Linked DNA regions of Homo sapiens: region 1 is linked to region 2. A link is an interaction called in ENCODE POLR2A ChIA-PET data of the cell type or tissue named here. Cell type or tissue: Panc1. All regions are shown on one strand. Each heading gives the region's core, and the rest is flanking DNA. Links, peaks and the distances in the headings are about the cores only. Region 1 overlaps IGF1R (insulin like growth factor 1 receptor). Region 2 overlaps IGF1R (insulin like growth factor 1 receptor).

Region 1 (16,520 bases), core at 8,407-16,406, 140 kb after region 2:
CCCAGCTACTCAGGAGGCTGAGGCAGGAGAATTGCCTGAACCCGGGAGGCGGAAGTTGCAGTGAGCCAAGATCACACCATTGCACTCCAGCCGGGGTGACAAGAGCAAGACTCTATCTCAAAAAAAAAAAAAAAAAAAAAAAATCATCAATGTAAAAATGAATTCTGCCTAAGGAGGGGAATTTAAAAAGTCAGAGAAAAGCAAGGAATTAAAATTCAGAAACAAGCTGTTTTATAATTAAGCATCTGCAATTTAACTATACTATGTCACTCTGATTTTCATCTTTCCTTTCTCATAAGAGTCATAGATGTTCTCCGCTCATATAAAGGTGGTAGGAAGGGAGGGAGGGCGCCATGCTAATAGAACCCACATCATGTTTACTAAGAACTAGGCAGATGTGGACAAAAACTCCAAAGATTTAAAAGTTTCTTGACTAGAGCAAGACATCTTCAAGAACTCATCCAACATGGTGCCTAGCCTTCTTCAGAGCAAGACAAGCCACTAAGTCATCCCTGGGTGTGTGTTCAGCAGCAGCCCACTAGGAAGTATTAGGTGAGCTACGATGGGAGAGTAATGGGCAGGAAAATCATAGGAAAGCAGGTCTGGATTTGGGCTGGCTGCTTAGCTGCATGGCACCTTGCACAAGTTATAATCAGGTCTCTTGCCTCCATTTCCTCTTCCACAAAAAATGGAACAGTAATATCCATATCCACCCTACAGACTGTGCAAAGATTAAAGAATACTGGCGAGGTGCCTGGCACCTAGTCATTGTTCAGTGAATGCCAGTCATGATCACGAACACAGTCCTTGCTAAGAGGGTGATATGATTTGGCTGTGTCCCCGCCCAAATCTCAACTTGAATTGTGTCTCCCAGAATTTTCATGTGTTATGGGAAGGACCCAGGTGAGGTAATTGAATCATGAGGGCTGGTCTTTCCCGTGCTATTCTCATGATAGTGAATAAGTCTGACGAGATCTGATGGGTTTATCAGGGTTTCCACTTTTGCTTCTTCCACATTTTCTCTTGCTGCCACCATGTAAGAAGTACCTTTTGCCTCCTGCCATGATTCTGAGGCCTCCCCAGCCATGTGGAATTGTAAGTCCAATTAAAACCTCTTTTTCTTCACAGTCTTGGGTACGTCTTTATCAGCAGCATGAAAACAGACTAATACAGAGGGTAATCACCACAGGAATCCAGACGGGGAGTGGGGTCAGTTCACTGGTACAAGGATCTTGATCAAAGGAACTCATTTCCCACCTGATCCCTATTCACTCCAGGGTCCACATCTAGGAGTCCCAAAGACCGGCATGCATGGGTTGGGTCAACAGGCTGCCTGGAGGTTTACCTCATTCCAGGAGTTGGAGAAGCACTGTGGGAGGAACTGGGGTTCAAATCTGCAAACCTCCAAAACATAGGAGGGATCTTCTAAAAGTTTCTGAGAGTTCTAACCACAGATTAGGGGAAAAAAAAGATGCCCTTTCATCAACATGGGATGAAATGCTAGGATTTAGACATGGTTTTTTTGTGTGTTTTTGTTTTTGTTTTTTTCCAATTCAGAAAACACTAAATCATGTAAAAATCTTGGAAGAGGAGATACAGATTCTGACCTAATAAGATGCTACTGCTCTGATTCCACCATCAGAATACCTTTAGGTTGGCACCACTTGCAATGTATTAGTGCAGCAAACTGCACGAATCCCCTCATTAGATCCAGGGCCCCTGAGAGTAGAAAGGGGAGTGGGGCAGTAAATGGCCAGGGAACAGGAGACAGTGGGCTGGAGGGTGTCCCAGGTTCTAACCCCAGCTGGGCCTTCAGAGCCCTGGTGTGGTCTGGGCTAACCTCTCAATCCTTTTCCAAGTCTTAAGTTTCCTTCCAACTCACTGTGATTCTTCCAGAGAATTACACAGGGCAGGTGAAATTATTTCCTAGAAAATGCCCATGGAGTACAGAGGTTCTCACTGAACTTCTCTATTCCAGGGCCGATGCCTTTGTTTTAATGGCAGCGCATCATCGACTAACCAAATCCACAGGTACTGCACAGGTCTGAAGGATCCGGCTCTGAGGGATACCGAGGCATCCGGGGCTCCCTCTGTCTTCTTTCTGTGTACACAAGGTACCTTCAGTGACTGCAAGGAAAATCCTCTTGCTTTCTACATCAGAGCACGTTCCATAAGGGCAAAGTGCTCCAGTCATCACCTCCTGTTTTCTCTAGCCAGACCTGCTCTGAGCTGGAGACCCACTGCAGTCAAGCAAACTTTTAGACACAAGAAAAAATGACAACGTGTCTATTACAGAGGTCTCAGCTTAATCAGAAAATGGCACTGTGGGCCAGAGAAAAGCTGACGGTGATGGCTCCTACCCCAGTGCAATAGGCAGATCCATGAGAGCTCTCACTGGGGCTGCTGGAGAACTGGCTGCTCTCTCCCACTTTAGTCACCCCTGCTTCATAAATGTCTGTGCCAGAAAGCCACAGTGAGCCCCCAGTGGCCCCTGTATTACCCACCCAGAGAGACAACCTCTCCCCTCCATGAAACTCATTTCTGGGACCCACACCTAAACTTTAACACAAATCAGAAAAGTTGAGACTCCTTAAAAATGCGTTTTGCAAGCTCACAGGTTCTTGGTTCATAAGTGATACTATGGAACAATCTGGTTGGGAAGGGTGGCACACAATAGAAAAAGTTAATGATTATCTGGTGTAGTTTGCTTTAGTCTGTGAGTTCAAAAGTCTCCTCATTTACAATAACCTTAAAGGATAACAAAATAAAGTCCTAGAAGAAATGTAAATTTAATTATTTCCATTTTCTCAAAATATTAATTGCTGATACAATTAAATGGATTGGCCTAAACTGCTCCAAAGCTTTTCCTATCTGCTAATTAAATTTGCCCTCGCTGCCATAATACAAATTCTGGGAAACCTTCTGGCTTCTGGGCACACTATGTAGGATGAGAGAATCAAATCCATTCAGTCCTAATCTACTGCCCCACTTAATAAACAAAAAATGTTAAGAACATGCATTTAAAAAAAAATCTAAATGCCTTCATAATATAGATACAGCAAGTCTTCCCATAATGCTAATGAAGGCTTCTCACAAGAGTTTAATGAGCTAGTATCCAGTATCTTCCAGGCCCGGGGATGTTAGCTTCTCCTCCCTTAGTACAGAGGTTGCTCAGACAGCAATCAGCATCATGATCCATACTAAATGCAACGGCCCTACTCTTTATCTTTATAGTCTGTAATCCAAGTCACTCTATTAACAGGCAGAAAAATCCCAGCTAGCTTCAAAACTCCCTCATCTTTCCATTATTTCAAATGACAACCTTTTCCCACTACTTTATCTTTGCATTAAGTACCAGGAGCTGAAAGATGCAATCAATTTAATATTTCCCTCTGCCCATTTACATGACTTATTTGTTTCGGCAGATCTTCTTTGCCACAAATCCTTCATTTGCCCATTCATGTCTGCATACTTAACATAGATTTAATATTTCTCCAGGCCAAAGATCATATGCAGAGTTTTTCTTTGACTGGAGGACAGAAGAGACAAGGAGAGAAGAAGAACGTCTGGAATTCCTTTGTTCTTGGAGACAACTCCAGAGAACAATTCTCAATAAGAAAAGTTATAAAAAGCTTCAATCAGCACCCTCACGTTTCTGATTTAAAGTTGGGGTGGGGGAGCGTGGAATAAAAAGAGAGGGAACTAAACATGTACGAAACTCATTCTAGCGTGAGACGTTGTCAGGTACTTTGCTGACATTTTATCATAAAACTCTCTCTCGGTGGCCACGGGTTACAGCAGGGAACCTAAAACCTAGACTTGGGACCCCAAGTCCTCGCTTCACAAAAATCATGACATGGGTGTTGAACCAGTTTCTGTTCAGCCACACAGAAACTCATTCAAGTCCTTCAAGAGGAAGAATCCCACCTTCAACTCCACACCTCCTCCAGCACCAGGCGGAGATGCTCCTGATTCCACTGAGAATCCTCCTGCCCACACAGGCAGGAAACTCGGGGCACTCAGTGCCTGCTCTCTCACCCACTGCATGCCCACAGACCTCTGCAAAGGCAGCTCCTTTATTCCCCCAATCCTGAACATCTGTTAAGTGCTAAGGCCTCAGAGGGGGCTTTTTAAACAGGCACAAAGTAGAAACTACCAGCTTTCCACCACTCCTACCTCATCCATCAGAAAACAGAGCCACCAGCCTTCCAGGGTAGGGTTCATCAAGCCTTTTCCTCCCCATGGAACTAAGCTGTACACAGTAGTCAGAGATAAATAATGTCTAAGCCAAACCGGCTTGAGGGCACATATGGAGGTGGGGGGCAGAGGGACACTGGCCTGGGACCTAAACCACCATTCAGACCTCATCTTTACAAAATAGTATACTCCACATTCCAAATGCCTGGCAAAGTTTTGCATTACAACTCATTCACGAGTCGAGGGCCTTGTATACAGTGTTCGGCAAACAGTACTGAGCAAGTGTGGACATTTCTCATGAAAGGCCTCGATTTCAACCAGACCCAAATATTCTTTTAATCCAAAGTTCCAAATGTGGAACTTACCCTCCTCTGAGCTCCTAGCACTTGTTGCCTCTATTTCTCTTCTGGCAAAAGTCGTAGAGTGTCTCGTCACACCGCATAAGTTGTCTCTCTCTTTTAAATGTCAAGTGTTTTTATCTTATCTCACAACAGAATCCTAGTTTGTGTCATCTCATACTGCCTAGCATGAGACTTGCACAAAACGGGGGCACCTTAATTGTGCAGCTGAGGGACACGATGGAAACTCTGGCCAAGGAACTAGCAAGGAAACCTGCAAAGACACATCCAGACCTAACCTAGGTGCGACTTATAACTCAAACCTCTTCCCCAGTCTCCCTCTCTATGGGAGTGATATGTACACAATGTGTTCGCTTCCACTTCCTTAATGATGGTGGACTGACATGAATAAGAATGATGGGGAGGACCATAGGACCCCAAATAATTCACAAGTCAGCAAAGTGAAGAACTCACCTAGGCCATACATGTGCACACATTCTCTAGCACACACACTTACTCTCACACTCTACTGTTATTTAGTTTGTTTATTCATTCCAGCTAGAACCAGGGACCAATTTGGTCATCCAAAAATGTTTTGTAAATCTCTTTATAAAATTCCTGCACCTCTCAGGGCCAGCACCAGAGCAAGGCAAGATTGGTGTCCAGGATACAAAATGTAAACAGGTGCTCCCTCTCATGGTGCACTACCCTGAGAGAAGACCTCTTTTGTCTCTGGTCCAAGATTTCTCACTCTGGTCCAAGATGCCACCACTGCTGCCACTGCCATCGCCACCTCCTCCTCCTTCCCTTCCTCCTCCCCCAAGAGAACTATGAGGACCAAACCACTCAGACACTAAGTGGGGTCAAGCCCACATGGGAGATGGATTTTTACAGAGTATCTCCTCCACGGGCTTCCCATTAGCTGTGAGGTTGGAGAATCAAACATTATAAACAAAGCATGAGTCCTAACCCACAAGTGGTTTCTCAACTGTTTGGGGAGAGAGATGAATGAGGAGTAAACAAGGTCCTCTGAACCTACTGATAAAAAGTACAGAGAAACCATCATCACTGACCAAATAACCCAGCAATGGATGAGCACAAAAGCAACCTGGAAGCAAGAGTCCTCAGTAAGGAAGATTTGGGGGGCTTCATGGAAGATCAAGTGGGTGATGGTTAAGGAGAAACCACGAAGAGCGTAGCCTCAGTAGGTAACGTCTGCTCCAGCTAGAGCTCACCATGCATGCACACCAAACCCAGATGCCGAAAACCAAAAAATACAGCAGAACGCACCCAACTCCCAAACCACTGAGAAAGTATTTTAATTTTGCTTTGATCACTCCAGCTGCGCTTCAGAGTCCCCAGCATTTCAGCAGCATCATAGAAGAAGACATCAATCACTGGCCATGGCACAAGGAAACTCCTGCTTGGCTATCGGGCTGCTCAGATTCTGGATGAGGGAAAGCTTACTTTAGTGGAAAAGAATGACTTAAATGAATTTAAATTCATTCCACATAATCGAGTTACATCAGCATTTCTCATATGCACTTATGAATAATTCACTTTGGTAACAGCAAAAGCCAGACCAGAGAAAGTCACTTCAAAGATCTAAGACTTAACATCAATCCTACCTGAATTTCCTGCTCTCAACTCCTTCCCTAACCACTTTATTTCCTTCTGCCCTATCACTGAGGTGCTTTGCCAGCCTCCTGTCCTACATCCGTTATCCCTCAGTAAGCTCTCTGGAACTTTCCAATTGCAGCCACCTCCTAATGTCCACAGCCTCCTCTTCTAGATCTAGTTTCGTAGGCAGTCCCTAAGGGTAGGGCCCATCCTAAAAAGTTCGACTGCTTCATACCATTCCAAGTCTAGAACATGTCCTCAGTCTCTAGTAGTGTTTACTGAAAGCCACGGCCAACAGATCTATCCGAGGTCCCCAACAACCTTGTCTTCAAAACTGAATCTCAGAGCTGGAAGGAAAGTCAGTAGAAGAGGCCAGATCGTGCTTTCTGCAATAGACAATGGTGCTTAAGTGTACACAATTTTCATGCAAATTCCCCCGATCATGAAGCTGGGCTGCTCCCTATACTTCTTGTCATTTGATTCTCCAGGCCACCTGCCTCTCCAGCCCAGCTTTATAATGGTAAGGCACTGATGAGTTTGCATTTATTTAGATACACTGGAGGGATTTTGCGACTGGAGTTACAGGAGGCTGAGGAGCTGGCATCTGAAAGTCCATGCTTCACGCTTTTCAAATGCACTATGTATAACCAAGCTCATTTCCAAAAACAGAATCTGAACTAGCTCATAATAAACCATTCACCTTTTATTTTTTGCTGAAGGGGTCAGAGCATCATCCCAATTACCATTTCTCTCTAATGACCACTTACTCCCTTCTTACACATTTTCATCAGCTCTTTATTCTACACTGAGTATTTCCAAGAATTAGGATAACACTACCGCCCAATAAGATAGAGTTGGGGTTACCCAAATAAGCAACAGAAGCTTTCCAGTGGGACCGAGTCAAGTCAAGGGTCTCAAGTCCCCCCACCCTAAAGCACTGAACACGAAGTTCAGGGAGCCTGTGTCTGAGGCCTAAGCACTTGCCCTGCATCACAATGAGCAGAAGACACAGGAGGCACGACAGCCGTCATCACTGCACAGCCACCAGTACACCTCGAAGCCAATTAATCCTGCAAAACAAATTCCTCTCAAAATGGCAGTCTGTTAGGTCAAGTTTGGCTGTTTTGTTAATCGCCTATCAACAGAAACAGCTTTGCTAGGCACACCCAGAAGTTCATCTCTCCTCATCACCCACCTTTGGCACCCAGTGACTTTTCCAAGGAGGATCTTTTTCCCCCCTCAGCAAACAAGAAATATTTGGTGAGCTAAAGAAGCATTCTTCTGAGAAAATTATACATTCTCAGAATTCCATTCATAAAGGACTACTGGTCACAAAAGAATGGCCAGGGGTAAGGCAGGGGTGGGAGGAGGAAGGGCAGGAGACCCAACGGATGGTGCTGCCTGGACAGTCCCTGAAGTGATAAAGAGTTAGAACCAGACACACACTTCTGCATTCAGCTGCTGTCTTTCCTTGTGAGTGGAAAAACACACTCAGTACATTCTCTGCAATCCTGCTTAAAACCTCTTCTAAAGCTTCTTTGACACAGTTATTCAAAAGCTTCTAAAAGTAGTATCGACGTATTACAAAATAATCCAATCATTTCAAGTTCACTGAGGAAGAGAACAAAAATATATCCTTACATCCTATCTGAAGAATAGTCTAAGCACCTAATAATATCATCTACTTAGCAAAGCAGAAGGGGCCATTCAGAGGTCAAGAAATAGGAACGGAAACGTTGTACTAGGTTACCACCCCAGGAACAAAGCTGGTCTTTTCTAGGACCCAAGGATCTGACTAGTTTCCATTTGTCTCTGCATTACAACTAATACCTCTGGGAGGTGGGGGTGGGGGTGATCCTAATTCAAACAGTAAGGCTGCCCAGGAAGTATTTCTAATAATATCAACCTTCGTCTTTCCTTTTTTGTACTGTAGGCTCTTTGTCTCCTGATCTTCTTTTATTTTGTTCCCCCTTTTTACTACTAAGCCCAACTCCTGGTCTCAGCAGCTGCTAAAACACGTCCAAGCACTTTGCATCTATCCGGAAATCCAGAATGGCAGCCTGGGTTCACAGATCTGCTGCCAAGGGCAGATGTATGCGCACTGCAGCTGGGCCCTCCTCCCCAGGGGCCCCATGGGCACAAGCAGCTCAGGGTGGGCCAGCGAGCCTCAGTCACACTGGCTGCCCTCAGCCCCACCTTCTGCATGAAGGGTGGCTAAGCTCCATGGGCCACTCTGCATTAACCCCAGGAACGGCAACCTCACTAACTTCATCCAGGTCCCTTCATTAGGACTTGCAAAAACAAATCAGATGCAGCTACACGTTGGGGCAGTGGGTGCAGCTTCTCTAAACAAGGCCATGGGTATCAAGCAACCGACAGTCCCTAAATACGCTGCCTCTGTTCCCATCCCACATGGATTCTGGGAAAAATGGCAGGAAGAAAGAAGAGAGGACTGGGCGCTTGTTTGTGACCAAGGCAAAGAAACAAAAAGCGACTTCTGTTCAATAATGAGATGAAACAGAAGCCCGGCTTCGGGCAGAGGCCTGGCATTCCTGCACAACATTTTCCCACCCACCTGATCCCCTTGAACGGAAGGAAGACCTAAGGGAGGACAGAGAGCCAGTGTTTGTTTCCTGCAATGGGGGTGAGAGGAGGAAAATGAAACTAAACAAAACAGGAGAAGAGGCTGGGTGGGAGAATAAAGTGGTACGCACATACACAAACACACACGCACACGTGCACGTGTGCACACATATACCTAGCGTTACCAAAGAAGAGGATAAACAGGCACATGCTTCATCCTGGAGCAGATGGTTGGCTACCTATGTGAGACCTAAAGTTGTCATAAAAATGCACATCTTTGTAATCTTTACCAATAACTGTGCCCACTCTAACCACTTTAATGTTATCCATGCAAACAGACAGAGGCATTTAAAAAATATGGTATTTAATGATTTAATGTCAGTATCATACAAGAATCTATGGATATTTCTTAAATGCTCCCAAATACCAAACTTGCAAACAAAATAAATTCAGTTTCGGAACCAAATAAATAGAGTTTACATATGACTAGGGTGACTCCACTGGCACCCCGATATAGACATATGTACCTCGCTGAATGTTCTGTAAAGATACAGTTTATCTGGACAGACACAAGAATTTGAACAGTACGAATCAAATTAGCAAGAACCACACCTACAGTATGGCCCGCTATTTACAATAATTGAAATTCTACAATTTAGAAAAGCAATACAGAAGGACCATTTAGTTATGGTAGTGAACATATATAGTCAACACAGCTTAAGACTCAGAATTTTAGATGGTCTTAGAATGCAACTCTTAGATAGTTTAATTTAAAAAAAAAATAGCAGCAGCTGCCACCATTTACCAAAAACCTATGTGCTTGGAAACATGTTAGATGCTTTTCAAATACTGTCCTATTCCTGTCTCACTGAAGGAAGGTGAGGTCTGGCAGCTTTGTCCTAGCACCACATACCTGAGGCAAACAGATGGCACTATCTCAAGGCATCAACGGTCCTTAAACCTTTGCATATGATACCACTTGTCCACACAGGAACGTAGTTTAAAAGAAATACATCCTGTTCTGTACAAAATGATGTATTCTTGCAGATCTCGCTGTTAATATGCCATGGGGAAAACAAGCAGGGGAAAGCTGTACATCCGCATGTGGAGCCACCTAAACATCCTGAAGACCAGTCACACTGAGAGTGAGGGCAGGCACAGGATGGTAGCTTCTGCCCCCACGGACTCCACAATATTGTAAGGAACAGATGCTCAGGGATATCAGGGGTGAGGCCTGGCCAGCCCCATGACATCCTGAAAACCTAACAGCGGCCAAGCTGACCCCGCAGAAGAAGTGATCTAACCTGGATGGTCACCTTCCCTGCCTAAGACTCACCCTTTCCACCGGCCCCAGAAGCCCTTATTCCTCCTTGACTTGAAAAGACAACTGTCCCCCATAAGCCCTCACACCTCCTACCAAGCTCCAAGGACTGTTCTGTTCTTCTGCCTACTCCCGCAATGCAGTTCAAACGTTTACCAGGGCTCTACAGTGAGCTACTTTTCCAAAGACAGAAAAGCAAGGCTATGTGCAATCAGACGAAACTCCAGCTCTCATTGTAACATCCAGCTTAAAGCCATATGTTAGCCAGTGGCAGGTACAGATTAGAACCCAGAATGGTCTAGATTTTGGGTTTCTACTTGGGGTTCCTTCTTCCATATAAATGATCTCTAAATTTCTTAAACCCTGATTCCCAAATTATACATGATGATCAGTGTGCCATTTGATGAGTTATGAACATTTTAAATGCTGCATACCTTGCCTGTATGTACTAGGATCAAAGAGGAGAGAGAGAGAGACAGAGAGAGAGACCAAGCAACACGAACACACAGGCAGATCAGGAAGCAAGAAATCTTCTCAGAGCAGACCACGGAAACCCTCAGTAACTTACTCAATTTTAGAGTTTGAGGAAACGGCACAGGTAGTCCGATGCAAGCCCCCCGAGTTCAAAGAAAGGAAATGGAAGTACAGGGCAGACAGGTGACGTGGCAACCGTCCCTAGGAAAGGCACTGCTGGACCCAGCTGTCCCTGTCCCTCACCAGCCTCACATGCCCAAGTCCCATGTACCCCTGGGGCTGCCATGCTGGCTGCTGAGCCATGGGCGCTGGTTTGGAGATGAACTTCTTCGAGGAAAGCAGCTTCTTATCCCCCAGAAGTTCTGCAGATCATCTGTGCACTTTGGTTTTTACTTAAAATGTGATTTAAACAGCCTGCTCTACTTAATACTGCCTGTGCCACAGACAGAAAAATCCCATCTCCCACCCACCAGCCTCCCTGGAACAAACACCTTGGCTGTCTCTCGCTACCTCCAAGTCAGGGGAACATTCCAACCAGGATGGTGCTCAGAGACCCCACCTTTTATAGCCAGAGTCCCTGATTCACACCATATGCCCAAAGGAGGCGTGTTTCTAAGTGATGCTTCCAACTTCACCACCAGCCAAACTTAACTTTTGAACCACCCTATACACGCAAGTTGAGCAAGGCAATTCAGGACAAGATTAACCACGGGCCCACACGCTCCACGTCATCCCCACTCTGCCGAGAATGTCACACTGGCATACACATGAGGAAAGCAAGACAGAGGTATTAACGCAACAAAGAAAGAGGCTTTTCAAGCACAGGAAGAAACCAGAACAATTGTACAAATAGGTTTAACTGGTGAGAGCTGAAGGGGCTCCAGATATTTTCCAAATACTTGGCATGCAAAAATCACCACAAGTCAGTGGTTCTGAAAGCTTTTTGGTCTCTTAGACGAGATCCCTATTAAAAACTTCTGAAGGAGGCCCAGGATGGTGACACCATCACTAATGACAATTAGCCAAAAGCAAAGTCTTTGAGGCACAAGGCACACGCCCCAAGAAATGAGGTGGGCTAAGCCAGGTCCCAGGGAACCTGCACACAAACTGCTTCACCATCTCGGCAACAAGCGTCGGCAATCAGGCAGAAGAGAATGTGAGCTCCACGCCTGACTATAAAAGGCATAGCAATGAGGCCTGGGGGCATGTGACCCCCTTCTAAATAAAGATCACCCCCACACTGGGAGCAGCTGACCAGAGCAGAGGCCTTCCAGGGCAACCGAGACAAGTTCCTACCAACAACACAAAGCCAGATGCCCCTCTCCTGGCTGCCTTCTCCTCCAGGGTCCACAAGCCCCTCCCAAGAGTCCACCTGAAAATGCAAGCCTGTGTCATGATCGTCTTAGCAGTCTGGGGAACAGTGGCCTGCAGAAGACCAGCAGCAGACCACACAGTGCTTAACAGAAACATCTCAGCTCTTCACAAGTAGCTTAAGTTTAAAAAAAAAATGTTAAGATGAAATACTGCACATCACATGAGTGAAGTCTCACTACAAAGACAATGTGCCCCTCTTCCCCCCATCCAGCAGGTGATTTACACATTCTTTTTTTATTATTATTTTCCTTTCTCAAAGCTAGCCATAAAACTTAGTTACAAAATCTTTTTTTTTTTTTCTCAGACAGGATTTCATTATGTCGCCCAGGCTGAAGTGCAGTGGCACAACCACGGCTCACTGTAACCTCCATCTCCCCAGGCTCAGGCGGATCCTCCCATCTCAGCCTCCCAAAGTGCTGGGACTATAGGCACGTGCCTCCACAACCAGCTAATTATTTAAATTTTTTTATATGAACAAGGTCTCACCATGTTGCCCAGGCCAGTCTTGAGCTCCTGGACTCAAGCGATCCTCCTGCCTCAGCCTCCCCAAATGCTAGGATTACAGGTGTTAGCCACTGCGCCCAGCCTTCAATTTACACATTCTTAAACAGGTCCTCCACTTTGATCTAGCAGGTCAGCCACACCAACCTATAGAGGAAAACGAGGGAAGGAGAGCGCCTCTACTCCGCAAGACAACACTGCCCTTGTGAGCAGTGGCTGACAAACAAGGATATAAGAACGTGGCGGTGGAAAAATGTAGACTTTTTTTTTTTTACTACAACCTGCCTTCATTTTAAGTCAGTGAGATGCCATCAGTGAGATGGCAGTAAAATGTTTTCCTTTTGTCAATAAAAACAGCCATTTACTGCCTTCTCGAAGGCTCCAATCTGCTATTTTCCTGGTTTCTCATTTTGAGGGCAATAGGAAATGCAACAAACTCCAGGACTGCTGCTCCCAGTCAATGCCCTTTTAATTGAAATAAGGCTGCCCCACCAGCTAAGCCAGCTTCCAACACAGCCCGGCCCTGCCTTCCTGGATTTCCTGGCAAAGCCCAGGCCTTCTCACACGCACTCAGGGTGATCTGAGCAGACCACAGGCTGTTCATCCCAATGGGTTAAAAAGTACTTGGAGACTTAGTTGCAGTAAGGTCTTAGGTTTTGTTGGGGTTTTTTTTGTGGGAAAGTGAAGGCATCTGCACCTGAAATGAAATACCAGAAAGCCTCCACAGCAAGCAAACAACAGGCACTTAGGTAAATTCAGCAGGAAGTAAGAAAACCACAGGTACTCAGGAGGATTCACCTCCGTCCCTCCCAGGGCAGAACTGGCCTTCAGCAAAACTGCCTTACAAAGTCATGAATGGCTTCACGTGCCAAGCTTCAACCTTTCAGATGATTTCCATACTTCTCCATCATCTTTGGCCTGGAATCATCCCCACAATGGCAGGAAAGAAAAGAGCTACCCGCCATAGTGGTCCTCTCTGCCAACTAAGAGTTGCAGATGATTCTGGTCAGTACTCCTCAGTAGCAATGACAGCAACAATGACACAGTAAACATCTGCATTTCATAATCCTGGTACAACTGGCTCACCGAAGACTGCCAGGATACGCTACTCTCTGCTCAAGGGGAAAATGTATCTTCCGAACAATAAATCCTTCACTAAGCAGATGCAGTGCTTGCCCTTGGGGTGACAGCATACAGTGGAGGATACACCCAGAATTTACAGTGGGGCAAAAAGTGTCCCATCAGGTGCTGGGAGACAGGCCTCCCGAAATCTGCAGAGCCTTTACATCCTTGAGAGGAAAAGGCAAGGCTAGAGTTCGGCCAGGTGAGCCGTGCCGGCTGGTCAGCACGGGAGAGCACCACTGGGGCCAAGGACACAGCAGGCAGGCGGGAGGGAGTGGCACATGGAGTGTGGCATGTTGTCACGGGGTAGCTGTTGACCACTCAGGAGCTTCACACTGTACCACATGCCTATCCTATAGGGACTTGCTACAGGATTTCAGGTAGGGGAGCTCATCAGTCCAAAGTGCACACTAGATGGCCGGGCGCAGTGGCTCATGCCTGTAATCCCAGCACATTGGGAGGCCAAGACCGGTGGATCGCCTGAGGTCGGGAGTTCGAGACCAGCCTGGTTAACATGGTGAAACCCCGTCTCTACTAAAAATACAAAAATTAGCTGGGTGTGGTGGTGCGGGCCTGTAATCCCAGCTACTCAGGAGGCTGAGGCAGTAGAATCACTTGAACCTGGGAGCCCGGAGGTTGCAATGAGCCAAGATCGCACCACTGCACTCCAGCCTGGGTGACAGAGTAAGACTCTTTCTCCAAAAAAAAAAAAAGTGCATACTGAAAAGCTCCCCAGTGCTCGGTGGAGCCACAGGACACAATAGCAGGAGAGAGGCTATGTCACTGCTGTAAGGGGGAGGAGCAGAGGAACACAGCTGAAGCAGCATTTCCATTCCATTCGGGAGGGAAAGGGCCTGGTATCCAACTGGAGAAGGAAGTGTCCAAAGGACACCCACATTCCTGACATAAGAACCAGGGGAACAAAAGTGTGGCCCACTTAAGAGGGAATAGAAAAGAAAAAAAATAGGCAAAAGTGAGGAAACAGGGAAGACCATCAGAGGCTGTAGTGAAATGCTCGTGGTGGTCTGATATGAATGACAAGTCCTGGGTTCAAAAGGGTTCTGGGATGGATATGAATGACAGGTCCTGGACTCAAAAGGGTTCTGGGCTGGAGATACTTGGAAGTTTAGGTGGAGACAGGAGGCAATGCAGTTACCAGTGGATGAGATGAGAACAAGGAAAGTGAAAAGAGAGCCCAGGACAGAACTCCAGCCATGCTATGATCTGAATGTTTATGTCCCCTCAAAATTCTTATGTTGAAACCTAATCCCCAGTATGATGGCTCTGGGAGGTGATTAGGCCATGAGGGTGGAGCCCTCACAAATGGGATTAGTGCCCTTATAAAAAAGACGCCAGAAAAAAAATCCCTCGCCCCTTCCAACATGTGAAGACAGTGAAAAGGTGCTTCTGTGAACCAGAGTGTGGGCCCTCCCCAGACAGTTAATCTGGTAAGCACCTTGAACTTGGACTTCCAGCCTCCAGAACTGTGAGCAGTATTTCTGTTGTGTGTAAGCCACTCAGGGTATGGGATTTTGTTACAGCAGCCTGAATGGACTATGTCAGGAGACCACCGTTAAAAGCCAGACTGAGGGAAGGGAGACAGAGAAGCGGCACCTGTGGGGGTAGGAAGAGACTCATAAGAGGGTGGCGTTGGAAGACAAGGAAGAAGAATCAACCACACCACATGTCAGGGGGTGCCACACAACTATGTTCTTACTGAAAGGAAACCACTGTACACAGTTCTTTAAGGGTCAATCGCTCTTTAGGAATGACTCAAAAATGTATAAAATCCACTCCTAAATCCAAAAAGAACCGAGAAATACAGAAGTGTGCAGAGAACCCACAGAGGGATCACGTCCATAGAGGGAGTAGAGTCTACTACGCTGCCAGACACTGCAGAGTCACGGCACAGAAGGAGTTTAAAGGACAGTGCCAAGTGAAAACCGCGCAACAGCACGACAAAATCGAGTAGGCTCAACGATTTCACACACACCCTTGACGTGTTTCTCCAGATGTTCTCCGTAGTTCTACAGCCAGCCAACAGAAGATTACCTGAATGGGATTCTTCTGTGCTTAATGTTTTCGAATGGCCATCTTAATGCTTATGTTGAACTCAAGGTAGCCATTCTGCCTGGACTCAATGCCCTTCATGGAGCTCCCCAAATGATTCCTAAGGGTTCTGGCTGGAGAGGTACATGCGGGGCTATGAGCGCTGCAGTGACGACTCAGCCAAAAAGATGATGAGGGGAAGAACTCCTGGTGTTAAAAGAAATGCTCTAAAGCAGCTTACCAACACAGAATGCAAGCCACATCTGTAATTTTAAATTTTCAAGTAGCCACATTAAGAATTAAAAAGAGTCGGGCATGGTGGCTCACACCTGTAATCCTAACACTTTGGGAGGCTGAGGCGGGCGGATCATCTGAGGTCAGGAGTTTGAGACCAGCCTGGCCAACATGGTGGTGAAACCCCGTCTCCAGTTAAAATACAAAAATTAGACGGGCATGGTGGCACATGCTTGTAATTCCAGCTACTTGGGAGGCTGAGGCAAGAGAATCGCTTGAACCCAGGAGACGGAGGTTGCAGTGAGCCGAGATCGCGCCGCTGCACTCCAGCCTGGGTGATGAGAGCGAAACTCCGCCTCAAAAAAAAAAAAAAAGAATAAAAAGGAAACAGGCAGGTGAAATTTAAGAACACATTTTACTTAATCTAATATATCCAAAATGTTATATTTCAACATGTTATCAACATAGTAATTATTAATGAAATGGTGTACAGAGTTTTTGCTATACTATGTCTTGGAAATCTAGTGTATATTTTACACCTAAAGCAGTCCCAATTCGGACAAGCCACAGTTCAAGTACTCAATAAGCCACGTGGCTTACTCAATAAGCGGCTACCACACTGGACAATGCAGGTCTAAATGGAATCTACGCAAACCAAGAGGAAGTTCTGATTCAACTAGAAAATCTCCAAGAAATATGCCCATGCC
Region 2 (16,520 bases), core at 8,398-16,397:
TTCCTGACTCTGGGCCTTCACACACGCTGTTCCACCTGCCTGGCTTATGCCTCCTTGCACTCTGGACCTGCCTAGAGATGCCTTAATGACCTGCCTGCTGGATGTCATCATTCCCAAGAGGTCTCTCCTGACCGCCCTCTCTGAGTAGGTGCCATTCCTGCAGCCCCATCATTTTATGATAACATCCTTCCCATCTCCTTCAAAGCACTGATCGTGTTTACAATCAAAGACTTATTTTTGTTTTTGGCCAGGGCCTAGGTGGAAGAGAGAATGAGGAGTTACTGTTTAATAGGTACAACTTCAGTTGTGCGAGATGAAAAGAGTTCTGAATATAAATGATGGTCACGGCTGCAAAACAATGTGAATGTTCTTACTGTCACTGAACTGTACACATAAAAACGGTTGGATGGTAAATTTTATGTTATGTGCATTTTACCACAGTTTTTAAAAGACTTACTTTTAGGTTTACTGCCTCTCTCTCTTCCACTAGTGTACACTGTACTAGGGCAGGAATCCTGTTTTTTCACTGTGTTCCCAGGGCCATGCTCAGTATATACTTGTAATGCACACATTGTAAGCTCCTTGCGGGACACCATTCCTTATTTTTATTTGCCTCACAGCTCCTCCCAGAGAGCCTTACACACAGATAGAGACAGGTGTTAATTTAGCCCTGGACGACTACATAGGCAAACTTTCCAAAAGCAAAGCCCTTGAATTGTATATAAAATGGGGGGAGGCAGGTGTGCACATACAGACTTTAAGATGTCTCTTCTTCTGCCTTGGCTTACAAGAATCTCAAGGGAGTGCGGTGGTTCATGCCTGTAATCCCAGCACTTTGGGAGGGTGAGGCGCGTGGATCACCTGAGGATGGGAGTTCGAGACCACCCTGACCAACATGGAGAAACCCCATCTCTACTAAAAACACAAAATTAGCCGAGTGTGGTGGCACATGCCTGTAATCCCAGCTACTCGGGAGGCTGAGGCAGGAGAATCGCTTGAACCCGAGAGGTGGAGGTTGCGGTGAGCCGGAGATCGTGCCATTGCACTCCAGCCTGGGCAACAAGGGCGAAACGCCGTCTAAAAAAAAAAAAAAAAAAGAATCTCAAGGGAGCCAGGTTCCAGGAAGAATAATCTTCCTTCTCATGTGGTGTGGTCGTTGCCAATTTGACCATACAGGTCCTGTGTAATACCCATGCGGTATGTGGTGTTTTTTTTTGTTGTTGTTGTTGTTTGTTTTTTTTAATTGAAAGCTGTCTCGAAATCTCTTTGGAATTAGACAACATATAAATGGAAAGCAAGTAAGTCCAATAATAGAAGGGAGTTTCCTGGCGGATAAGTACTTTCCTATGTTTCAACAGTCAACTGTTATTAAATAAATAGACGATGACAAGAATAATATGAAAAAATATTTCCTTGCCCCTTCCTCGAAAAAGAGAAAAAAAGGATAAAAATCTGAGAAACCACTTTTAGGAGATGAGCAGTAAAATGAACCAGAGGCCTCTGGCTGCATTTCTTTGCAGGTTTCCCCAGGAATAACCCAAAGAAATAATCTAACCTATGCACAAGCCCAGCTCTCTCACAGGTAACACTTGCTTCTGGGCAGACCAAAAACTTTTTAATGAAGATAATCCTCTCTCAAGGGTGTGAGATGAGTCAGAGCTGCAGGTACTAGCAGGGAAGGGAAGAATGAATGTTTAGTAGTAGTAGGAAGGTACCTAACATTTACGGGGCACTCACTGCTACCCGTGCTAAGCGCTTGGCATACGCTGTCAGATTTCATCTGTGCAACAAGCCAAAGAGGGAGGGCCTGCCGTTCCCATCTTCAGAACCAGAGCCTGAGGCACAAAGAGAGAGTGTGTGTGACTTCCCAGAGTCACACAGCTTGAAGAAGGCAGAGCTGGAATTCCAACCTGGGCGACCTGACTTCAGGGTCAGTGCTTCTAACCAACAGGCTACAGGGCACCTGTATGCGCCACAGAGTTTTCTAGCGTAATTCTCGTAACTCGTAGGAGAAATCAGCATTATTTCCCCAGACTGAGGGTCTAAGAGGCTGTATCTTGCCAAGGAGACAGAACTCACATACTGATTGCCAGGAGCTTGCATAAGGCTCATTTCCATGCCTTAAAGATCTGTCAGGGCCATTCTAAAGGACCCCCCCCCCAAAAAAAAAAACCCAACAGATTTGGCTTTTTTTTTTTTTTTTTGGAGACAAGGTCTTACTCTGTTGTCCAGGCTGGAGTGCAGTGGTGCCATCATGGCTCACTGAAGCCTTGACCTCCATCTCAGCCTCCCAAGTATCTGGGACTACAGGTGTGCACCACCACGCTCTGATTTTTTTTTGGAGACAGAGTTTCACTCATTCTTTTGCCCCAGCTGGAGTGCAGTGGTGAAATCTCAACTCACTGCAACCCCCAACTCCCGGGTTCAAACACTTCTCTGAGTAGCTGGGATTACAGGCATGCACCACCACAACCATCTAATTTTTGTATTTTTAGCAGAGACGGGGTTTCGTCACGTTGGCCAGGCTAGTCTCGAACTCCCGACCTCAAGCGATCTGCCCGCCCTGGCCTCCCAAAGTGCTGACATTGGAGACACGAGCCACTGCGCCTGGCCTGGATTTGGCTATTTTAAAAAGTGGAAACTTTACTGCTATGCTTAACCTAACTTCAAAATATTTCTCAATTATTCCTACTTTAAAAATACTACAATTCACACAGTTGATAAAGCACAGAATTAGCACCACATCAAACATAGTGTTTAATCACAATGGCTTTAAAAATATATAAAGTCAAAAAGCTTTTAAGTTCTTATTAAATATTTGTTCATTTAACACTTGGTCTACCCGTTTGTAAGGCATGTCAGGCAATTGTGAGGGCTAAGAGACATACACAAGGCACACAGTCAGATGCAGGTGATGAGATGTACACACAGATAATAATTAGAGGTAAGGATTCACGTCATAAAAGATACCTAACGGGAGGACAAGAACACTTCCAGCCAAGAGGCCCACACGATGGCAAGGCATATGCAAGGCAGGAGTGTGCAAGCAGTGACTTTAGACCTAGGCAAAGGAGCCGTGGGGACTCAAGACTGGCAAGTGGTAGGGGTGGGGCTTCTCGAATTTATGTATTTCAACAGAAAATTATAAATCACTACTCATATTAATATATAACTTAAAATTCTTAAAAATTAGCTCAGTGCTTTTTGCCTTTAAGAAATATTTTAATTAAACAAACCCAATTTGTTTTAAAACTTCACAGAACGAGGTTCAGAAAGTGGCTTTTGTTGCTGCGCAAAGTTGATGCCTACGGATCATCTATTCCTAAAGTTGTTTAGAATGGGTTATTTCTCTCTCTCTCTCTCTCTCTCTCTCTCTCCCCCTTTCTCTCCTGGCACAAGGAAGTTTTACACCATCTACAATCCCTCCGTTAGATTAAAAAAAAATAAACCTCCATTGTGAGAGGCGCCATTGGTGTCTGCCTCCTTGTCTTCCAGTCACAAATGGAGAGGCGGGCTGAAGAACAGCTTCACTGCTCAGGATGTCATGAATTTAAAAAAGTGTAGCAATGGTGCTTGGCCAGACAGAGTGGAAAACAAAGCCTCAGTCATTTGTTTAAACAAATTCACAAAAACAAAAACACTTCCTCCACGTACCCGTACCCAGTGAATTCTAAAAAGGATCACACATTTAGTATGACTTTTAAAACTTTCACTTTCACACATTAAAAACAACATGATGGGAGCAAACAAGCGGACATCACCCCTCACTCGTGCTTATCTATTTCTGGTTTCATTAAGCTGCCGAAACGACCGCCAGCGCTTCCTCTCATCCCAACAGGAAAATTTCATGGCTCCTGAAGGTCTGAGTCAGACTGGAAAGCTCATGAATATTCTGAGTTTCTGGAGCTGATGCAAGGACGTCACTATAATTGATGACCAGGCAGAGCTATCTACTACACGTTTGAACCACTCCTCTGAAATAATTTATCAGAAGTTAGATTTTCGTTTCTAAAGCTATTAATAACAAGAGTCTGTTTCTGATTTTTAAGATGAAGTTCAATCTTTCAAGCCATTCTGCTTTTCAATAAATTCCCTCTATTTGCAGAGGCCCGCATTAATATACTCCTTGCTTTACTGCATTTTAATAAAGGTGATGAGAAAATAAACCGAAGAGAACCTGAAGCTTCCCACATGCAATGGGAAGAAAGCAGCGTGCTGCAGATTTAAATCAGGATCTGCATTTACTGGGTACACGGAAGTGAAGAGAGTACGTGCATCTGTGTGGTGGCGGCGGGGGACAGAGACAGAGGCGTCTTCCTGTGGACGGCAGGAGCGTCCTGGGCTGTTCCGCTGAGATTTGGGCTCTGAGTCATGGGGTGCTCGCGTGGAACAGTAAGACCGAGTTCAACTGAGAACGCCCGCACGTATCCTATGTTAATTTTTCTTTTGCAAACACATTTGCATCTTTTACTTTCATTTTAAACTGCGCCCCGTGCATATGTGCACTACCAACCCATCCGGGTGACGGGCAAGTTGTATCTACTCTGGGAGCCTCCTCCTGCCTGCGAGGCAAGTGGCGACCCCAGAGCGGGAGGTGGGAGCCCCCTTTTCTTACGGTTCTCGGACCGCAGATTTTCCATCAACACTCAATTAGGTTTAAAGATACACTAGGGTGTGTACTGAGATAGTTCAAAATGATTTCCTTCCAACATAAAATGGATCGTGAACCACGGGAATCCTGAGCCCTCCACTTCCCAGCGAGGCAGCATGACTGGTGCTGTGAGACGGATCCACCAGTGATCGAAACCGCGTTCTGCTAGGGAAATTGAGGTTTGGACCACGTGGTCAAGGACAAATGAAAAACCTTTTACGCATTTCCAAATATCAAAATTAAAGAATTAAAAGAGAAAAAAACCCCAAGGAGTTCATATCTTCCCAAACCACAAAGCCACGCCCGGGCCCCACTCCCTTTTCTATCCACTTTAGCACATGCCGAAGCCCAGCGTGGCCTGGGACCACGTGAGGGACGGTGGGCGTGGCCGGGGCGCAGTCACGTGGCCGCTATGCACGCCGAGCCCCACCTCCAGCCAGCCCCTCCTTGGCGGCTGCAGGAGCCCAGCCAGCGATCCAGGCGGCGTTTCCAAACCCAGATCCACGCCTGTACCTGCAATGACTTACAGGATATTTTAGGAATTAGTCCAACATATCCTTTGGGATATCCTTTGGGGTCTGTAAGTAATACTCAAATAGATTTTACCTATCTCGCTGTATTCTGCAGCCAACTTTAAAACATTCATCTGGAAACTGCAAACACAAAATAACCCTTAGTGCATGATATTGTGAATTCTGTGCCCGTCTCCCCTTCAAAAGCTATATAGTATATACTTAGTACACAAACTAACTCAGAATCATGTATCCTACTGTAAGGAGTCCTCTTTGGTCCAGCAAGCATGTGTGATCTGATACCTAGCCTACTGAGATGCCTACGATTCTTTTCTTCACATCTCCCAAATATAACAGCTACATTTCAGACTCCTAAAATTTAATTTGGAATGAGTTACAAATATCAGTGAGGAAAAACGAGGGCCACAGGAAGCTTAGTATAGCTTGCACGCTCTTGTGTGAGGGCCATAATAAAATTACAAACTGGGATGGATTGCATGATATTTAAAAAATTTAGCCATTCGGTTTCATCAAACAGAAGCATGAGATTTGATAAAATGTTACACTTGAGGAGTATAAATCTTTTTTATTTTAAAAATAATAGAAAAGACCACATAGAGTAAAATCAAAGAATACAACAGACAATTTTTTAAAACTTTCTTTTGGCTAAAGAGTTATTTTTAGGCTGAGCGCTGTGGCTCCCGCCTGTAATCACAGCCCTTTGGGAGGCCGACTGGAGAAGATAGCTTGAGGCCAGGAGTTCAAGAGGGACCTGGGCAACACAGACCCCATCTCTACGAAAAATTAAAAAATTAGCTGGGCATGGTGGCACACGCCTGTAGTGGCAGTTACTCAGGAGGCTGAGGTGGGAGCATTAACTTAAACCTGGGAGGTTGAGGCTCCTGCTCCAGTGAGCTATGAGAGCAACACTGCACTCCAGCCTGGGTGACAGGCCAAGATGTCTCAAACAACAAGTGATTTTAGTATTTCAGTGATGGAAAATTCTGAATAATGATTTCTTCATACCAATTAGATTTGGGACTGCTGAAATTTAATTAAATAGGGGGCCTCCTCCAACTTGTTTGCCATGTTGGTAATGTTTGCCTATTTATTTGAGACAGTGTCTTGCTCTGTTGTCCAGGCTGGAGAGCAGGGGCATGATCACACCTCACTGCAGCTTTGACCTCCTGAACTCAGGTGATCCTCCCACCTCAGCCTCCCAAGTAAGTGGGACCACAGGTGCATGCTACCATGACAGGCTAATTTTTTTTTTTGTAGTGATGTGGTTTCCCTATGTTGCCCAAGCTGGTCCCAAACTCCTGGCTCAAGCAATCCTCTTGCCTATGGCCTCCCAAAGTGCTGGGATAACAGGCATGAGGCACCACACCCAGCCACGTTTATTCTAAAAGAGGAAAGCAACACTTTGAACACTTCTTTTAATTACAGCTTTAAAAACTCAGAAATAAAATGTCACATGATAAATTAAATTCATGGTGTTGATGTAAACCTTCCCAACCCATCTCAAGCATCTGGGCTGTGCTTCAGAGTCAGTTCCCCAATAGCATTCTCTTGAGTATCAAAAACGAGAGATTTGCAGCCAGGACCAAAACTATGAGACTATTTTGGCAATTAACATCTCCTGTCATCTTCTTCACCTCCTTTGTAGGGAGAAAGGGCAAGAACATTTCAAATAACATTCATATGTGGGATTTCTTAAGCTTCTGCATATTTTTTCTTCTTCATGTGACTAGTAATTGTCCTCCCAAATAAAAGTGGACTTGCCACTGCTAGTTAAAAAGTTTATGTCCCTCACTGTTAAAAAATACATAAAATCCTGAGAGTAGAATCCAATTACTAAGTGTAGAAAACAGAAATAGAAAATCACCATTTGGCAAACATCACAGTAATGGATGTTAAAATTAGTGGGTGAAAGAATAATGAGGAACAGAATGCTTGTTTAGATAGTCTCAAGTATCTACCTCCAAAAGATTCTTCCTAATTACAAAGAGAAAAATAGTAATGATAATGGAGGAAGCCACAGAGACCACCTTAACTAAGGGATCAAAGCTAACAGCACCAGGAAAGGAAACATCACGCATCTCCTGACAGGATGCGCAAAGACACAAACAGCAGCACCTCTGTGATCTCCAAGTTAAAAATGTACCCCCCAAATTTAATCAGGAGGAAACATCCACAAACTCTAACAGAAAGATATTCTACAAAATAACTGGCCCCATGTTCTCCAAAAGTGCGAACTTCGTGAATGACTAAAGAAAACCCAGGAAAACGTCCCAGAATTAGAAAAACTGAACACAATAAATGCCAGGTAGGATCGTCTCTTGGATCTGGAACCAAAAAAAGGGACATCAGTGGGAAAATAGTGAAATCCGAATTCAGTCTGGAGATTAACAGCACTGGAGTATGGAGTGAACACTGTTTTGATAACCGTATTACGGTTATGTAAGATGTTAACATCTGTGGAAGCTGGGTGGAGGGTGTTCCAGAACTCCTGGTACTCTTTGTAACCTTTATGCAAGTCTGAAATTATTTCAAATTAAAAAGTTAATAAACGTTTTTAAAAGTTGATAAAGCAAAAGAAAACAACTTACAGCATGATCATCAACTAAGTTGAGAAAAAGACCTTTGAACTATAAGGATACATGCAAATCAATAAATGACTGACAAACTCAAAAATCCCACCTCCAATGATACACTTAACTTTGCATTCCTTGCACTTGAACCAGAGTTACTAAAAGCCGTGCACCTCAAGATAAAGTCACTGATAGCTTAATAAATAAGGTGAATCCCTAGTTTAGAGATATGACAAACCTCTACTTTTTACAGATGATTCCTAGAGAAATACTGTTGCTGGAGTTTATTCAGGCTGGTAGAGAACCGGGCATCCCAAGTTGAGGGCCCTTTCCATTCTGACATATTGCCTAGCATTTAATTTAGCTTAGATTTGTCTTCCAGCGAGGTGCAAGTGGGAAGTTAAGATGGTTGAAGGATGCAAAGAGGAACAGTCAACAAAATGCACGACAGAAAATTATGTGCGACTCTCCTGGATCCTTGTGACAACTCCTTGTCCTTTTTCTTCAAATGTAGTGAGAACTGTGTTTTTCTAACTTGCCCATATACCCTGCTCTATCATCTGCTACAGATAATATATGCTTCTGCTCTCTGCATGTTATACATAAAACAGATCAAATTCTTTCAACAGCAAAAATCTTTATTGCATTAGCAGAAATTTCCCAGCATCATAAGCCCTACAGTTTCCTGATCCACCACTATGTGGTAGGGAAGGCAATAAAAAGAGTTTGTCAGGGTTTCACCCAAATCTCATCTGAAAAGCTTGATCTACTTTTTTCCGGAGACCAGCCCCAAATGAAATGATCCTCATTGGGGAATAACAAAAAATTGAGGCCAAAAGTGAATGTGAAAAGCTACCATTTTTATTTTGTGTTCCCAGCATTATGGGATATGCAACAGAAGATGAGAATTCTGCTGTCAAGGAATGTACAAAATCCTTTTAGGTACATGTGCCCTATTTAGGCAGTATTACTGAAAGGAAAGGAGTGAGCGTACCATGGATTTGGTCCGTGCCTTGTACCAAGAGCCATGCTAAGGCTTCTCTGATTACATCCCCATAAGCTCCTTTTTACAGAAAGGAGACTAAGGTGCAAAGACTTGCTGACTTGTCCAGCATCAGAGGCTCAGAGGTGGTAAAGACGGGATACAAACCCAGAATGTCTTCACCCCAGGATCTAGGCTCTGTCAGACCATGCTGTCTCCCAAATGAAAACAAGTTTTGCTTGCAAAGGCTGCAACAACTAGGAAGTATGTAGTAGAGGGTGGAAAGCTAATGTCCCCTAGAAGCAGGGCCTAACCTGAGAACTGCGAGAGAGGCCATGGAGGTTGGGGTTATGAACACTAAGGAGCACCAGCGCTGCATGCAGAGGGTGTAAGGGTCCTCCCTACGCGGGTCAGCATGGTGAAAGAGAAGGACTAGGAGGGCGGAGCTAATAGTAGGAGGGGAGAAGACCGATAACAAACTTCTTCAGAATGTCCCTGCATGTATATTTATCTGAGAGGAAGGTGTAAGGAGGCCCTTCTAAAATACTATGTCATTGAACTAGGTGTGCCAAGGTCTTGTATATAGCACATCAAGGGGAAAGTGCATTCATTTGGAAGATTTGTTTTTTCACTACTGAGTTGGGCTTCGATGTGGGTAAATGAGTTACATTCATTTAAATTATTCCAGCAACTATCATGAGAGAGACAGACTGAGACGGAGAGATGTTCAGAGAAAGACAGAGACATAGATGGAGGGAGGGAGGGAGGGAAGAAAAAGAAAAAAAAATCATGCAAAGGAATAAATTTATCACACATTTATACCTCACCTTTCCAGAACTCAACTATTCAGCAAATAAACATTTCTGGGGTAGTCAAGCACCAGGAAGAAGCTTGGTTTCACTTACTGCCTATTTACTCTTAACACATAACTCTAACAAGCTTAGAAATCTGTTTTCAAAGCACTCACAGCAAAAAGGAAGTGGCAAATAATCACCTACAGAGGGGCTGATGGAGACGGCTTTCTCTTCTTACTGAAATAAGTCTATTAAACAGAAATGGAGACATAAAAATGGTAAAACCAAACCATAAGAACACAATAAGCACAAGAAACCTTCAGCAGAGGGCAAACTGCCTCCCACTCAGCCTTGAGGGTATCACTGTATTATGCATAATACAACAATTTATGCTCGCTGATGTCCTCAAGTTGGCCAGAAATGACTAAATTATATTCACTGGAGTAAGAAGCAAAGAAGTACAGAATACATGTTGGAAAGATTTCCAGCATGATAGTGCACAAAAACTGGTGCAGTAGTCTCAGTTCTCCCTAAGGCTTTAATGTATTTCATCATCTGGTCATTGCTCGATCTGACAAATATTTACTGAGCATATTGGAGAGACTTGCTGTGAGAGGCCTGGCTCCTGCTTTCACGGAGTTCAAAATCTACTAAGAAGCTGAGATACTCAAGATCCACATTTCTACTAGGATGGTCTGTACAAGGGTTTGGATTGTTGTACTAAGTGCTGCGCACTGACTCCGAAAATCATGACTTATTTTTGGATATGAGCAACTGAAATTGGCCTAAATGTTAAGAAACGGTGTGCCATTTCAAAAGTCTTTGATCATACAGTTCAGAGTCAAGGATCAGTCAATACTTCAAGAAACTCCAGCCTGGCCAACATGGCGAAACCCCGTCTCTACTAAAAATACAAAAATTAGCCAGGTATGGTGGCACATGCCTGTAATTCCAGCTACTCGGGAGGCTGAGGCAGGAGAATTGCTTGAACCCGGGAGGTGAAGGTTGCAGTGAGCCGAGATCGCGTCACTGCACTCCAGCCTGGGTGACAGAGCAAGACTCCATCTCAAAAGAAAAAACTTCAAGAAACTACCCATGTGGTCATGAAACCAAGAAGCAAGGCATGCTGCTTTGGCTGCACAAAAATATACAGTACAGAAGACCAACAGAACCACAATTCCTGAATTTCTTTCTCTTTATTGAAGAAATTAATTCTAACACATACACCTTCTTATATTTAGGCTAGGACATCTTATAACTAAATCAATCTATACAGTTAATCATGCATTTAAGAATGTGTGTGTTTGTTTTTTAAAGTGATATTTATTAAAAGGAAAAATCCTGGCTATCTGGACACTGAGAAATGCACAAGCTTGCAAAAACCGTAATTTAATCAGAAAACCCAGATACAGTAAAGTTACTTTTCATTTTCTTTTTGTTTCAGAAACCTTGCAAGAAGTTCTTTCCCTTCTTGAGGGCAAAGCTTACGAACTGGAAAGTTTCATTTTAATGGGTTCTTTCTTGGGGCAAAAACATGCAACACCAAATATTCTAGAGTGTCTGAGTGCAAACATCGCAGATGCAGTAGTGCAAAGGAAAAGCAAACACTTTAAAATCAAGTATGTCTTAGTTCAAATCCTGTGTTTACCACCTGCGAAGTGTGTGAGGTAGACAATTTATTTTTCCAGGCTTCCATTTGTTCTTCCGTAAAACAATGTTGGTAGAATCTACCTCATCGGCTGTTGCAAAACTAAATGAAATGTGCTTTCAATACACTGGTCATAATTATGCAGGTGGACATGCTGAATTTTTACACCGATCTCAATATACATGGGCTTTGTAACTGCAATGATAGCTCAGTGGAGCTCAAACTGGATGTGTTTCTAAAAGTCCAAAAAAAGTTTGGACTTTTTTTTTTTTTTCCTCCATTATGACATTTTACTTCTTGCTTAGATGAGAAGCTAAACCCTCCCCGGAGGCTGGGCTTCCTAATGAGCAGAATAAAGTTCTAAGGAACAACCACAACAGAACCAAAGGGTAGACTGAAAGTAGAATTCTGCCATTGAGGAGGCTTACTGGCCTTCCTCCCTTAAAAGCGTGAGCCACTATGTGGCATGTTCAGACTCCTTCAAACATAGCTGGTCCCAGATGTCACACGAAGTTTGGAAAGAGGAAGTTTGGCTGTTCAAAAATAAAAGCAGGGTGCTGATAAGGATGATGATGCTACTAAAACAGAGTGAGAGATTTCTCCCCGCAAACCCTGGCCACGGAGTGCTGTGCTGGTTTGCTGCGCTGAACAATGGAGGAGGAAGCCCAGGCGAGACCTCGTCCACGTTTATTAGCATCCTGAAAGGTGGAGTCTGTGCCTCCGAAGCCCAGAGTTCTCTAAGCCTTTATATCTCGATTAAATGGCTGAGATTGTCCTTGTGTACTTGGGTGGATTGATGTTATTTCCAAAGCATGCAATTCATTTCAAGAGGGGAGAGGGAGGATTAAGTTGGAAATATTTTTCTATTCAAGGAGGAAAATTAAATATAACTGGAAATGTTTTCAGGAAAATGTTTTTATATTTCAATGTTTCCCCAGAGCACTGTGATCCCAATACATCACAGGACTGTGCTAGATTAAAAGGAATGAAGACAAAATGAATTTAAATAAAAACTGAAACTGACCAGCCAGGCTTTATTCTCCATATCTGAGGAAACAACGAAGCGGGGGGAAACTACAAATGAACCAAAACAAGAAATAAAAATCAACTCAACTAAAATTTTAAACTCAAATGAGTGTTTCAATTTTGTTTTAGAATTTTTTCAATCTAGTTTATTTTCATAGCCACAAAAGCTTTTGAATAGCCATGAATTGATAGCCACTTGATTGACAGAACCATTAAGACTTTTTTGGTTGTTTTCTCTTAATCATTTTCCTTAACGCTTGAATCCGCTGATACTCAGTTACAGAAGACGACTTGCTTGTCTTATAGTTCTTAGGTCATTACAAGTACTTAGTATTTGCTAATAATCAACACCAACAGCTCCAGGAAATGTGTACAATTAGACAGCTGGTTTAACTGGTTGTGTTGCATTTTTTAAAACGTGCATACCACCCCCTTTATGAGCCCTAAATATGACAGGAAAAATGGAATGTACAGGTCTCAGTTATCCTTATCAAAATAAACACATATTTTTAAGAGGAAAGAATTTTGTCAGTTAATCCTGTGTTAGATCTGTGATGTCCAGTAGCCATTAGCCACATGTAGCTATTCAAATTTAAATTAAAACTTTAAAAAAATCCAAAATCCAGTTCCTCCGTAGCACTAGCCACATTTCAAGTGCTCCATAGCCACATGTGGCTAGCGGCTCCTGTACTGGACAGGGCATCCACAGAACAGTCCATCATGGTGGAAACTTCCACTGGACGGTGCTAGACTAGATGGAAGAACGGAACTGTGAGCCTTGGGTATTTACATTTATTTTTAAAGACGTAGGCTGGGCGTGGTGGCTCACGCCTGTAATCCCAGCACTTTGGAAAGCCGAGGTGGGTGGATCACTTGAGGTCAGGAGTTCAAGACCAGCCCGGCCAACATGGCAAAACCCCGTCTCTACTGAAAATACAAAAATTAGCCGGGTGTGGTGGCACATGCCTGTAATCTCAGATACTCAGGAAGCTGAGGCAGAAGAATTGCTCGAACCTGGGAGGTGGAGGTTGCAATGAGCCGAGATCGCACCACTGCACTCCAGCTTGGGCGAAAGGGTGAGACTCTGTCTCAATTAAAAAATAAATAAATAAATAAATAAAGATGTACACAAAACAGTTTAATTGTGGGGTCACTTTATAGAAGCTTCTTTAAAGCATCAGCTTTCCAACTGCACACAACTGTTTCCCCTAAGCAACTTCCAAGGCACAAACCCAGTATACATTCTCTCCTAAGCATTATCTCAGTTGTACATTCGATTGTAGAATATCTTTCTTCCTTAAAAAAAAAAAATCTCTCACCCAAAACTTAAGAGAAAGGGGTCATTTACAGGAGAAAGGGCAAATCATTATTTTTAGATGGAAAGACCTCCCTAAGTCAACATTTAAATATTAAAACATGTAGCAGGTAGTACCAAAGGGTTTCTCCTTCATCACACTTGTATTTCTTTACTGTCGAAATTCTCTGCCCAGGAGTCAGCTCTGTGTGAGCTGAAAGCAAGTGTTCTGTTTGCTATTGCACATCCATTACAAGCACAGTGCCTGCCTGGGACAAAACAGATGCTTAAATTTTTGTGGAATGATTGAATGAAACTTAAGAAGAATGGTATTTTGCTAAAGAACAGCAAACATCCTTTTAGAGCCTGGTTCCAATTCTTTATATTTGGATAGCAATCCACCCTTTATTTTCAAATGCAAACTTAAAATAACTTAGCAGACTGATTCATGCAAGTATGCATGCTACAGCTCAGTATCTTTAATACTCAGCAAAAGGCATACAGCATCTATGTCACAGTAAAATATGAGCTAACATTTATTGCAGTTAAACACCAGGCCCAACGCTAAGTGTTTTACATATGCTATTGCATCTGCCCCTCACTCTGATAGTCTCTCTGCTACCAGGAGGAGGAAACCAAAGCTCAGGGGAAATTAAGTGACTGGCTCAAGCCACAGGGCTAGAGATGTATAGTCAGAAAAGCTCCCCTGGTGAAGACTATGGACGATGCCCGTCATATAGCCTGATTGGACAATTCCTGCTTTAATCAGGAAGGCTACGATTGTCCTCGTCTACAAGGACCTGCCTCCAAGGAGGGGCATGGCTCTGGATCTTTGCAGCCCCAGAGCTTAGTTGAGCACCTGCCCTGCAGGCCTCCCACATATTTTTGTGGAGAAAGACTCAGCAGTCCTAATGGCTTAAGGCTACTCAGACTTGGAGAAGGCCCCTTCTACAGAAGCAGGCACAGCTCAGCACACCCCGTCTCCCTCTAAACCGAGGCTGTGGGGAAATCACTGTGACCTTGCCACTATACAGCAGCTTCATGCTTTGGCCACCGTGTTGCAGCCTCTACGGCCACTCTGCTCTAGTAACTGGCCTCCTTCTGCAAACTGACCAGCTGCACCAGCATCACGGGGCTGGCAGCACTTCCATTATTCTTTTTCTTGCTATTCAGAATTTCAACCTAATAACTCCACTGTTTTAAAAACACAGTGCTTTAGCAAGAACCTGTTGTGCTCCAAGTACTGGTCAGACAACTGCCTTTAAGGGGCTCACTTTCCTATTTGGCCCAATTCCCTCAGATTAGGGTTTCCAGAAGTCTGACCTATAAGCATTCATTTTCATAAAAACCACTACTGACAAAGCAACAGGTTCTAAACGTATACATTAAAGAGCTAATTTTTTGTTGGATCAATATTTGTCAAGGGCTTGCCAAGCGGGGGTACAAAAGTATAATAAAGGACATCAATCCATGTGGGGGAAAGGTAAACAAATATTAATCAAGTCCCTAGTGATTCTACATAATTCTCTGTAATTCTTTCTGCAGTCCTATAGCATAGATAACATCTCCATCTATGGATGATAAAAAGCACTGCTTGTAATAACTCACTTCCTAAGTACCTGCAAGGCACGAATTCAGGGCCAGGCACAGTTAATCCTCATAACTCCCTCAAGGAAAAGGTATTACTACTTCCTTCTCCAGAAAGACAGGCTCGGGGCGTCTGTCTGGGTCCGAGGTGCCCACGCTGGCTGAGAGCGCTGAAGTGGAGTCAGACACACAGGCCTGCCTGGCTCCACAGACCATGGTGCCATTAAATGAGACTGTCCTCACTCTCATGGGGGGACACAGAGAAAGCTCCCCACCCCAACCACAGGAGGAAAAGATGACTGTGGGAGAACACATCACCATACAGCATCAGTGTCCCATTAGCGCGGAAGGCAAGATTGACAGGAAAAACAAACAAGGAAATAGTACAGTGGGATGCGCAGGGGCTGTATGAAGGTGGTTCTAGAAAATGGGGTGGCCTGGCACAGGGGCAGCCATTCCAGAACTAGGAAGGCAGGGTAAGGTACTCCACATGTGTTGGGGGGGGCAGGGGTGGAGGGAGTGAGAGGGGAACAAAGACCAAGGCAGGCTAAAGTCAGACCGTGTAGAACCCAAAGCCAGGCCAGGGTACTCGTACTGCCTCATGCAGGAAAGGGGGAACCAGAACACTGGGGCAGGGATTAAAGTAGTGATGGGAGATTCACTGGGTGTCACTCAAAGCTTGTCTCAAGTCACAGGGCTCTTCTATTCCCCCGACTTATCTGAACAGGAGAAATCCTCTTGGCTCCCAGACCCGCCTGCCCTGGCATTCTCCCGCAGGGAAACATGCTTTGGTTGTTCAGACGTGACTTACTGGCACTTAGAGGCTGTTGGCATGGAAAAAATGAACAGGCTGACCTGGCCAGAAAGGAGCAGGTGATGCAGAAACCCAGCAAAAGATGAATTCACCCTGCCACCCTGAGTAAATTACAAAGCTCATATGAAGGGCCGCAGAAGAAAGAATGGGAGAGATGATTTACCAGACAGAGAAGGGGAAGTCTCAGCCCTAGGCACCTCATGAGCCCAGGAGAGTGCCAGGCAAAATCCCTAAGGCACTTCACTGAGTCCTACAACCTCGCATAGACATCACTGTGCTCATCTCAGGCAGGGGACACCCAGGCTCACTGTGGCGAAAGCACCTGGCCCAGATGAGTAAGGGAGAGAAGCCGGAGCACACATCACTGGAGCACACTTTATTACAGTGTCTTTCTGCCTTCAATCACTTGCCCAGTTTTGTAACTTCATAAGAGAGTCATGATGCCCAGAACCTCATGGCCCCGGGGCAAAACTCTGCACCAGCTCTGACACTCTCCTTAACCTGCTGTCACCACACGATACACAAGAACCATTCCTCTCAAATCACGAAACAAAGGTTAAACATATTCCACCAATAATACCACGATATGCATTAATTCCATCAGTGTGGAAAACTATTCCT

Evidence for each region. ChIA-PET counts read pairs that join two places held together with the same protein. Peaks named below come from ENCODE experiments on the same cell type or tissue, not always from the same donor. Only the 100,000 strongest peaks of a DNase experiment are listed, where the experiment ranks them.
Region 1: POLR2A ChIA-PET joins it to region 2 with 8 read pairs; 4 of 35 experiments call an interaction of 5 or more read pairs at or near these places.

Annotation. Positions count from the first base shown.
Region 1 is chr15:98,710,336-98,726,855 of GRCh38, reverse strand. The region is part of intron 2 of IGF1R (insulin like growth factor 1 receptor); the gene reads right to left. Among named protein-coding and RNA genes, the nearest start is that of MIR4714, 66 kb to the left of the region's middle. RefSeq lists enhancers at 7,857-12,345, 13,266-13,968. In Panc1, for the core only: no CTCF peak of the experiment used is centred there; no DNase peak of the experiment used is centred there; H3K4me3 peaks cover 481 bases; H3K27ac peaks cover 1,147 bases.
Region 2 is chr15:98,854,012-98,870,531 of GRCh38, reverse strand. The region is part of intron 2 of IGF1R (insulin like growth factor 1 receptor); the gene reads right to left. Among named protein-coding and RNA genes, the nearest start is that of MIR4714, 78 kb to the right of the region's middle. In Panc1, for the core only: no CTCF peak of the experiment used is centred there; no DNase peak of the experiment used is centred there; H3K4me3 peaks cover 3,798 bases; H3K27ac peaks cover 8,000 bases.